2 separate regions of the Homo sapiens genome follow, and region 2 is linked to region 1. Evidence: read pairs that join two places in POLR2A ChIA-PET (ENCODE). Cell type or tissue: A673. All regions are shown on one strand. Each heading gives the region's core, and the rest is flanking DNA. Links, peaks and the distances in the headings are about the cores only.

Region 1 (5,374 bases), core at 204-5,203:
GTGGATGTGAGCTTCCTTCCTGCTCCAAAGTTAGATCAGTTCCGAGTCTTTCAATTCCAAGTAAAGGAGACTAAATAGCAGTAGCTTCAGCACCAAAAGGAATTTATTGGGAGGACTCTGGATGTCTCATGGACTCCAAGGAAGACCCAAACTCAAAGCCATAGAAAGTGGTTTGCCCTGGAGACCCCAGTAATGGGAGATTGTGGTGTTGCCTTCTCATCAATGTGACTCAGCTCCAGTGGCTTGTTGGCGGTGGATCTCCCAGTCTCCCACTTCGGTTTCTCAGAAGAGTGCATCTGATTGGTCCAGCTGTGTTCTCCTCCAGGCTAGTTAGCTCCGTCCCAGGAGACAGGATCATTCAGCACAAACAAGGCAGCGGAGAGGTGGGGTGGCTAGAGAGACGGATCATGCCTTAAGTGTCCGCTCCAGGTATCAATGATATTTATAAAACTCAACCCAAAAAGTTTCAACATAAATTGAGTGCATAACCAGGAAGGCAAAGCAGAGAAATTATTCATGTGGGATAGAGTAAATCAGGTACGGCTTCCTGTAGGAAGATGTTCCATTTTTTTTCACATGGCCCTATATACGTGGCCTGTCTAAAAGACCACCAGCTCTCACTTCTTCACAAGCCACCCTAATTCTTGCCACTTTTGAGTTCCCTGCCAAGGCCTGGCATCTCATCTGGTGGTCTCTAATTCTCTGGCTGTAGATATGTTCCTTGTGTCTGGTGTGACCTAAAGCCTGTTCCCTCTATTAAGCAAAGAACTTGGTGTATCCGCCTCAGTTTTCTTATCCACCACGCAGGAGAATCATTTCAGTGTTGAAGAACACTGGACGGGGTTAAATGAGACAATGTAATTAAGCAGTGTCTGCTGCCCAGCAGGCCCTTGCTGGACAGTGGCGAACTCCTGATGAAAGTCTCCAGGAGCCTGCAAAGGGCTCGCCCCTCCTCCCAGCACAGTGTTGCGGTCTGTGGGTCCAACGCTGGCCCTTGTGAGAAGAACACAGGAATGCATGAAGGGGGCAAAAGGTGAAAAGTGCAGCCACAGTAAGTGCTCCTCACACTCGATGGGTGTAGAAAACAGTGAACAGCTCTGGAAAATGCTTCGGCAGAAGCACATCAAGCTGACCTCGCTATTCCATCCTCAAATGACCCTGCATCCCCTTCCCACGTGTGGAAGTCCAGGAGTGCTCGTAAGAGCCCCAAAGTGGATATGACCCAGATGGCCATGAACCTGGGATTCCTGGATGGCCTCAGGAGGCCTTTGCACCCTCGGAGGTCTTTGCACCTGTATTGTATTTACGAGTTTTATTTTTGTGCCTTCTTGGAGGTGAGAGTTCATAGCTTCCATCACTTTCAAAAGGGGTCCAGGGATGTTATCATCAGTTAAGGTTCAGAATCAGTGCTCTATATTTAGGTCAGAGGTATGGTTTGGATGTGTGTCTCCTCCAAATGGCATGTTGAAGTGTAACCCCCAGTGTTGGAGGTGGGGCCTGGTGGGAGGTGTTGGGGTCACAGGGGCAGATCCCTTGTGAATGGCTTGGTGCCCTCCTTGTGGCAATGAGTGAGTTCTCACTCTCCGAGTTCATGCAAGATCCAGTTGTTTAAAAAGGAGCCGGCCCCACCTCTTGCTCCCTCCCTCACCGTGTGACACGCCTGCTCCCACTTCACCTTCTGCCATGAGTGAAAGCTCCCTGGGGCCTCCCCAGAAGCCGAGCAGATGCTGGCGCCATGCTTCCTGGACAGCCTGCAAAACCATGAGCCAAGTAAACCTCTTTCCTTTATAAATTACCCAACCTCAAGTATTTCTTTCTTTTTTTTCTTTTTTTTTTTTTAAGAGACAGAGTCTCACTCTATCATCCAGACTAAAGTGCAGTAGCATGATCATGGCTCACTGCAGCCTCAACCTCCTGGGTTTAAGCGATCCTCCTGTCTCAGCCCCCTGAGTAGCTGGAAACACAGGCGTGTGCCACATGCCCAGCTAATTTTTAAAATTTTCAGTAGAGATGGGTTCTCACTATGTTGCCCAGTCTGGTCTCAAACTTCTGGCCTAAAGTGATCCTCCTACCTCAGCCTCCCAAAGTGCTGGGATTACAGGTGTGAGTCAAAACAGACCAACTGTCAGTAATAGTAACTAATAAGAGAGTATTTTGATTCATCATTCTACTATATCCCAGGCTCGATTATCCCTTTTTGCATGTGAGGAAACTGAGGCTCTGAGTGCTAAGTGACTTGCCCAACGTTCCACAGCTAGAAAGTCAGAGTCGTCTCAGAGGCTGTCTTGGGGCTTTCTCCCAGAATGGGGAGGAGCTGCTGAGGGTCCTGGCCTGCAGCTTTCTGGAAGTCCTGGGCCTCTCCAGGCTCAGAGTGAAGACAAGTAAGGGTGGGGCCCCATGGACCTGGGGCACGGGTGCAGAAGCTCCAGATTGGGGCACAAGCTGTGAGGCGTGGCCTCCTTTCCTTCCTGTAGGGCTGGCAGAGAAGGAGCTGAACAAGGGGACAGAGCAGGCCCCTCCTTGGGCCCTGAGAAAGCCGGAAGAAGTGCAGCTTCCTGCAGCCCCTGTTCTGGCCTGCAGGTGGCCCTGGGGCTGAGGGTGCTCCTGGGGGCTCCTTGGCAGTGGCAGGCTGGGGACAGTGCCTGGCAGGCTGGGGACAGTGCCTGGGAGGCTGGGAGGAGGGAGAGAACATAGAGAAGAGTCAGGGCAAGTGCGGGCTCAAACTGGAGAAATGAGCATGTGTGGCCTGAGGGGCCAAACCTGCAGCACTCTACAGGGTGGGGGAAGGCCATGAGGCACACATGCTTAAGAAAACGACCTGGGGGTCAGGGCTGGCCCCAAGCCTGTGTTGAGTAGTGCTTGGAGAGAACTTGTAGTGGGGTGGGGCCCATGAGAGGGTGTGGAAGGGCTGAAGGCCAGGAAGTGATCTTTCCTCAGCCTTCAGCATCAGCCCCACCCTCACTGGAGGGCCGGGTCCTCTGGAGGGCAGGATGATGTCTGCCCTGGAGTAGGGGGGCCGCTGGGCTGCTCACTTGCCAGAGACTGAGAAGTGTGCTTCTCTGCCCCTCAGGCTGCACTCACAGGCTCAGGCTCTCAGACAGAGGGGGTGTGCCAGGAGGAGGAGAGAGAGGAGTGGAGGGTGCCCCAGGGCCAGGCTTCGAAGGGAGCTCAATTCAAGTTCTCTGGGGAAGCTGAGAGCCTTTTCTGCCCTCGGTGCCACCCTTTCCCGGCACTTTCACTGCCTCCTGTCCATAGAGCTCCTAGTCTGTCAGTCAGCAGGCTGAGTCAGAGATGCCCTGGGGCTGGGGGCCGCCTGCCAAAGGCTTGACTCACAGAGAGTGGCTGACTGGTTTCCCCAGCCTCGGCCCCTCCCTGTCACAACACGCCGAGGGGCTGCGGCTGGAGGAGCACTCAGAATCTCACTTCTGGGCATCTTGCTCCTGGGCAGATCTTCCCCGAGAGCAAGGGGCACGGGCCTCTGTCCTGGATACGCCAGCCTCTGGCACCTGGGCTTCAAACCACAGGCGAGGCCCTCTGCTCTGGTCTTCTCCCCAGCCTGAGCTGACATGAGCCATGTGTGTGCTCAGGCCCACTTGGTGACTGAATGAATTGCTCCCCTCAGTGCTGGCTTAGAGCCACCCCTGGCCCTCCCACCCCACACGGGACCTCGCAGGTGCCTGCTTCCTCAATTCACAAGAAAATTGGAAATGCTGTGCTAATTTTTGTGCTGTGGCTCAAAGAGGCATTTCCTAACAGCTCACTTTGTCCCACCGTTAGTTCTGGTTTGGCATTTTATTCCAACAAGAAATATCACAAACCTTCAAGCTAAGGAGCCGAAGCGCTGTGCAGTGTGCAGAAAGCAGAGCGCGGGCAATCTCAGCCAGCGAAGCGTCTGGGCAGGGAGCGAGGGCTTGGAGTCTGTGCCATGGAGTGGGCTTGTCACAGAAAGTTGCATTCCTGAGACAGGGGCTGGGGTCTCCCTGAGGAGGCCAGGCAGCCTTGCTCCAGGGCAACCCACTCTCCTGGGAATGGGAGGTGCCCCAGCAGCCAATTCTGGGCCTCTGCCTCGGAGCTGTCCAACAGCCAGTCCAGGACCCAGGTCCTCATGGTGTTGGCCCAGGGCTGCAGAGCCGCAGGTGCTGCGTGGAGGACTGAGGAGGGTGAGGCTGGGGAATACAGCGGCAGCTATGGAGAGCAAAGGCCTGGGCGCTTGCCGTCAGTCAAGACAAGGAACTGGAAACAAGTCCTCACTGGCTCAGAGCCGCCGAGTCCATCAGGGGCTCCCGCTTCAGGCAGTGCCAGCTCCTGGTTTCAAATGGGAGCCCCCCAGGTGCTCGATCTGGCTTTATCTCTTGGTCCTCAAATGTCTCTGTCTGGCTCCATTCTGAGTGGGGAGGACACTGGTGGGCCATGGGCTGCCCTGTCTGTGCAGCCCTGGTGGAAGGGGGACTTCTCTCTCTGGTCCTCATGCAACCCCACAGAAGAACGATTGGCTGTGAGTGGGGAGGGGTGACTAGATTAGCTGGTGGGGTTTTGTGCCTGCTCTGTTGGGTGGGGGTGGGGGCATGTGACTGTCAGCCTCACCATGAGGACCTGGAGAGAGGGGGCCTTCCCAGATGGCTGGGAGGGTTGGGGAGCCTCCACCAGGCCAGCCTGGGATGCTAGGCCTGCTGATCTGGGGGGCATTTGCAGCTCCGGCTGTGGTTCTGGCCTTCCTAACTGCACGCCTGAGGAAGCCCCGGCTCCTGGTGAGCCTCATTCCCCTGCCAGCCATCCTCCCAGGGGTTGGAAGTTGAGGGTCATGACAGACCTGAGGGGACTTAGGTGGGGGACTAGCAGAACTGGTGTCTCAGTAACAAAGATTCAGTCCAACCCAGGGCAGACAATGTCCCACAGGGAAACGTGTTTTCCCCTCCTGTCAAGCAAACGAAAATGTGACCCGGCTGCACACACTCACTGGGCTTTCGGGGGCATTTGATTACTGGGAAATTCCAGAGACAGGGACAGCTGGGCTTTGCGAGTCCTCATTGCTGGTCTCATTAGGGCAGCATGCAGGGACCCAGCAGGGCCAGAAATCAGAGCCTGGAAGGACTGAGACTGTGGGGCTCGTAGGCTGCATGGATAGGAAAGCATCTGTCCATTGCCTCTGATGGGGCCAGGCTGCTGCAGCTCTCAGCATGGGACACCCGCTCCATCTCTGCTACCTTCTTCCAGGACTGGTTGCCCTGGTCCTCAGGCCTCAGCACCAGGCTGAGGCTAGTTTTGGGGGAGCCCTGCAGGAGGCCAGCTCTCTCTCTGAGACGCCAGGTCACAGGGGGTCAGTTTGGGGCAAGTCAACCCCTAACTCCCACCTCCCTTTCTTGGCCCAGCCACA
Region 2 (5,374 bases), core at 67-5,066, 410 kb before region 1:
ATAAGAATAGTGACATCAAATGCTCGTGAGGTTGCTGGTAAGAATATAAAATAGTATAATGTAAAATGGCATAGTCACTCTGGAAAACAATTTGGCAATTTCTTGAAAAATTAAGCAACAACTTCCATATGACCTTGCAGTTGCACTCCTAGGCATTTGTCCCAGAGAAATAAAAATAAATGATATGAAAATAAGTAGATTTCAGGCAGTAAACTACACAGGAGTGTTTATAATAGCTTCATTTATAATAGCCCCAAACTGGAAAACAACCTAGATGTTCTTTAACAGGTGAATTGTTAAATACCTGTGGTACATTGATATAATAGAATACTACACAGCAATATAAAGGAAAGAACTATTGATATATGTAACAAACTGGATGAATCTCTAGAGATTTATGCTGAGTGAAATAAGCTAATCAAAAGAGGTTACATACTCCTTTCCGTACTCCTAAAAACTTAACTGTATGTTTTAAAATAACTTAAAAAGTGTAACTGGATTTTTTGCAACTCAATGAATAAATGCTTGAAAGGATGGATACCCCATTAATTTCATTTTTGTAACATTCTTAAAATGACAAAATTATATGTTACATAGAAATGAATATGGAAATGATATAGAAATTGAGAAGAGGTTAGTGGTTCTTAGCAGTGAATTAGGAAGTAGAGATGGAGAGCAGTCGATATGGCTATAAAAAGACAACTTGAGGATCCTTGTAGTCTGGAAATGTGCGTCTTGATTTTATCAATATCAGTTTCCTGGATGTGAATATTGTGCACAATATAGTTTCCTAAGATGTTTAAATTTGGGGGACTGGATAGAGTGCACATGGGGTCTGTCTCTGTTATTTCCTATAACTATATGTGAATCTATAATTAATTATAATGAAAAATCTGAATAAAAATTGCTGATGAAGCAAATTTTATTCAGCTTTTAGTTTGCTTTTTTCTCTTCACCTGTATTCTTACATTATTTACCAGATATAGATCTAATATTTATCCACTTTCTCTGTTTTTACATATTCTGTCTCATTTTCTGAACAGCTGAAGTTCAGTATGACAGATTTATTTATTCTTAGATTCTAAATTGGTCAGTTTCTGTACAGTTTCTGTTAATGAGGGGAGTGAAGGAATAGATTATTTATACGAGATTTCCCCAACCCTCACTTAACTATACAAAAGGCTATTTTTGTGTGTGTATGTGTAGCAAATGTGATTTTGAGATGCTGGGAGAAGCCATGTGTCTTTAATAAAATATCCATTACATACATTTATATATCATAAAAATAACATGTATAGCTCTCAGTTTATAAAGTACTTTGAGCCTCAGATTTTGTGCTTTTCCTGGCATTGACTTCCTTATGTACATGGGAAGTCACTTAGAAGCTATATGCCTAGTTTTTTTTTTGTATAAAATCTTATACTGTACCTTCTGTTTAAGCCAGTACTTTCCATTATGAGGACTATTAACAATCTCTCACTGCCTTCATCTGTAACATGTTGGTATTATTTTAATTTACATTTTTAAATGCCACATTTTCCTATTGGCCCTTTAGAAATTGTTCAGAGCCTCTATTCCTTTTGGCAACGTGAAACAGATTAAGTTATTTGTCTGGAAAATTTTAAACTTCCAAACTGTGAATTACCTTAGCAGTTTAGAAGATTGACAAGTGTAAGTTAGGTCAGAAAAGACTTAAAAATTGGCAAGTGTGAAATTGGGTATATGAATAATAACTTTAGAAAACTACCAACTTTTGGAATAGTTCTTTGGAGAAAATATAGAAAAGCCTCATTTTGTTCATGGTAATAAAAGCAATGACTCTCCTTTCTCATCATATGCAGACACTCAGTTAAGAATTTTTGGTGTCCTATTTCTGGGCAAATAATTTGGTTTATTTCTGTTCTCACATACCCTTAGTTGTAACTGGTATGTTATGGACCGCTGAAGAAAATGATGGGATTTGGGGGTGGTGGGGAGATGTAATTTTAGTCTTAATGATTTTTTTAAATAGTAAAATAACTTGCACCTTATTTGTTTTATATTAAAAATGTTCTTGTCTACAAATTGATTAAATCATATTCTTTGAATAATTAGGTAATTAAGGTGCACAGTTATATGCAGATAATTCAGGTTAGGGTTTCCCTAACAAAAGGGATACTTATCTTAAAAGTGAAATCCAAATTTTTTTTCTAATGAATTAACCTTCATCATTGAGGAAGTCTGCCTTTGTTGTTGTTGTTGTTCTAGCCAGGTAGGTAAGTTGTAATTTTAAGCAGTTTGGTTTGCTAAGTATGATTAAGAACCATTCCCTTTGAGGTTTACCCTTTCGCTTCTAAGTTACAACTGTTTATCATCTTGGGTCAAAGGTTATAAAAAGTAGTCATCAATTAAAGCTTTATTGGTTGTAATTGGTAATGCTATGAAAGGAGCCAGCCAAACTGAATCTGATAATAAAAGACTCTTTGTTAAAATATTTAATAAATTAACACTCTGTCTTGGAAAGGGGAAGCTAATTACAAAGGCCAAGATTGTTAATCATAATGTTTACTTTCTTCAAAAGCACAGACTCAACTACTCCATAATCATCAAACATCAGATTTCTTTCTTTTCTTTTTTTAAAATTCTGCAGACTCTGTCGGTCCCCGGAGGGGATGCTCTCCTATGGCTCATGCTTGGGATATAGCAGCAGGAGGAAATGCCAAGACAAACAGGTTATAAGGGAACCTTAAAAATAAACAGGGCTCTGTTAGAACATCAGACTGCCTCTACTCTCTTCAAATAAGGGTCACTAGTTTATGTAGATTAGTTCTGTAGGCTAATTGAGTGATAACAAGAATTGGGGCCTTTGGAAGTAATGATATTTTTAATGATAAATTATCTATCAAAGCAAGTATCCTTTCTCCATATACAGTTTTTTTGTGAGGTGTTTTGACAATGTTGTGGCTCTTGAAGTTTAGACATTTTTCTTTTTAATTTTTGTGGGTACATACTAGGTGTATATATTTGTGGGGTACATGAGATGTTTTGGTATAGGTGTGCCATGTGAAATAAGCACATTATGAAGAATGGGGTATCCATCCTTTCAAGCATTTATTCATTGAGTTGCAAACAATCCAGTTACATTTTTTAAGTTATTTTAAAACATACAGTTAAGTTTTTTTAAACTTTTATTTTAAGGTCTGGGGTACACATGCAGGTTTATTATATAGGTAAACTTGTGGTTTAGACATTTTTCAAAGCCCTAATACATAGAAATGGAGCTGTGACACATACCATCATGACTCTTGAATGACCTTGTCATGGGAACACTGTGAATTGGATTTTACATCTGGGAATTCAGTGTTCCTAGATTTAAGCAATAGGGGGCATCTTGGGTTTGTTCTTTTCACATATTTTTGTAGTCTAATCTTTAGGGCAGTTCTAATGAAAGAAAATTCTGCTTTGAGCCTGCTGTGCAAATTAGCCATATGGTGAAGTGTAATATCCCGCTGAACATCATTATGGGGCTGTATGAAAAGTACTCCCCTTTTCACATGGAAGCAAATTAAAATGGCCCTTTCAGTTTTTTTTTTTTTTTTTTTTTAAACTCTGTATAAACCTGTCTTCACTTGGATGCCGTGACAGTTAAAAGGGAGTTCCAGCTGCAGTCAGGGTGGTGAAATTACAGGCTTTCCCCAAGACCTAGTGGAAATATTGCTTCCTGTAGGCAGAAGCGGAAGAATAATGGTGTGTGCTTCCCTTCTTCCTTTCCCTTCCCTTGTTCTTTGTATGGTTGTCCTTAGTTGCTTCTCAATCCAAGAGTTAATTTTCTGTTATTGTGACAGATGTGAAGAACTCAGCCCACTCTCCAATAGACCCCATACCAATGTCTACCAGGAAATAGCCAGTAGATAAGGAGCTGTTTAGCCAAATAATGGCATAGTAAATCTTTTTTTTTTTTTTTTTTTTTTTTTGAGATGGAGTCTCGCTCTGTCGCCCAGGCTGGAGTGCAGTGGCGTGATCTCGGCTCATGGCAAGCTCCGCCTCCCGGGTTCACGCCATTCTCCTGCCTCAGCCTCCCGAGTAGCTGGGACTGCAGGCGCCTGCCACCACGCCCGGCTGATTTCTTTTTGTATTTGTAGTACAGACGGGGTTTCACCGTGTTAGCCAGGATGGCTACGATCTCCTGACCTCGTGATCTGCCCGCCTCGGCCTCCCAAAGTGCTGGGATTACAGGCGTGAGCCACCGCGCCCAGCCGTAAATCTTAATGAAGAGAATATAAGGTCTGTCCCTTTCTGCCTGCTGTGTAGATATATTGCCCATATGAAGTAGTATTTCTCAGTATAAATTTTTTTTCCCTGCAAAAATAAGGATGTAAGATGCCACTAATGTTTAGAGGCATGGAGCTCAATAATGGTTTGAAATGTTCTGGATGTCTGTGTATATGATGAACATTGTCACATTTCATGAAGAAAAGGAAATCCTTGGAAAGGTGTTTCATCTGGCCGTTTCTTTCTCTCCCAAGAATGGGATCATGTGATTCTGACTTATTTGATTACTGGTGTACATTTGTAACCTACAGCAGCTAAAATTCAGCTTTGAGTTTTATTAGTAGTAAATTTTACTACTTTTATATGCAAAAACAAGCCTCATTCATTTGCCCATATTGAGTGGCCTGTGTTTTTATCCAGACAAGTGTCTGGACACATGGAGAAGAATTCAAAGTTGTCACTTGTGTTTTTATTTTTATTTTTAAGCATTCATTCAGAGCCCATGTTAGTTCTAGCATTTGTATGGTGACAGTTTGTAGCAATGTGTTGGAAGAAAAGGAGTTGGAACACTGTTGTGGAGTGAAAGTGGATCATGCTAAATTATGATGCTGGAGAACAGATTTTTGTATGCAAAGTTCAATGAAAAGAGTATATAGAATATGACCTTATTTATATGCGTGTATATGTACATTACATGTGAAATAGCTATCTATTTAGAAAAGGGGAAAGTCTGTAAGGATATTAGATCTTGGTGAATGGGCTAAATGCAAACCACAAACAAAGCCTGAAAGAAAGTATGATCTAGAAAGATGTCATCTTGCTTAAAATAGAGTTGGGAAAACAGAACAGTATAAAACAAAACGAGATCTGAGAAAATATATCGAATAGGGAGTACATCAAAAAGTAAGCATTATGAGATCATGAATGGCTTTCATTTTTTCTTTTTGCCCAATTTGTGTTATCTAGTTTTTCTACAAGTCACATATTTTACTTTTGTAATAAATGACTTAAAAAGATAAACAACGTAGAAAACACAGCTATAAACAAAAGGTTAAAAAAAAAGAAACTATTTCCAATGTTGCCTGAGAAGTGTGTTATTTTTTGATAAAACCCAGTGATAGGA

What was found. ChIA-PET counts read pairs that join two places held together with the same protein. Peaks named below come from ENCODE experiments on the same cell type or tissue, not always from the same donor. Only the 100,000 strongest peaks of a DNase experiment are listed, where the experiment ranks them.
Region 2: POLR2A ChIA-PET joins it to region 1 with 8 read pairs; 1 of 35 experiments calls an interaction of 5 or more read pairs at or near these places.

The regions. Positions count from the first base shown.
Region 1 is chr2:72,113,509-72,118,882 of GRCh38, reverse strand. No RefSeq gene overlaps it. Among named protein-coding and RNA genes, the nearest start is that of CYP26B1, 32 kb to the left of the region's middle. In A673, for the core only: a CTCF peak has its summit at 2,581 (motif pointing right); DNase peaks (open chromatin) are centred at 2,582 and 3,292.
Region 2 is chr2:72,522,360-72,527,733 of GRCh38, reverse strand. The region is part of intron 8 of EXOC6B (exocyst complex component 6B); the gene reads left to right. Among named protein-coding and RNA genes, the nearest start is that of EXOC6B, 300 kb to the left of the region's middle. In A673, for the core only: a CTCF peak has its summit at 3,366; DNase peaks (open chromatin) are centred at 2,653 and 3,493; H3K27ac peaks cover 4,155 bases.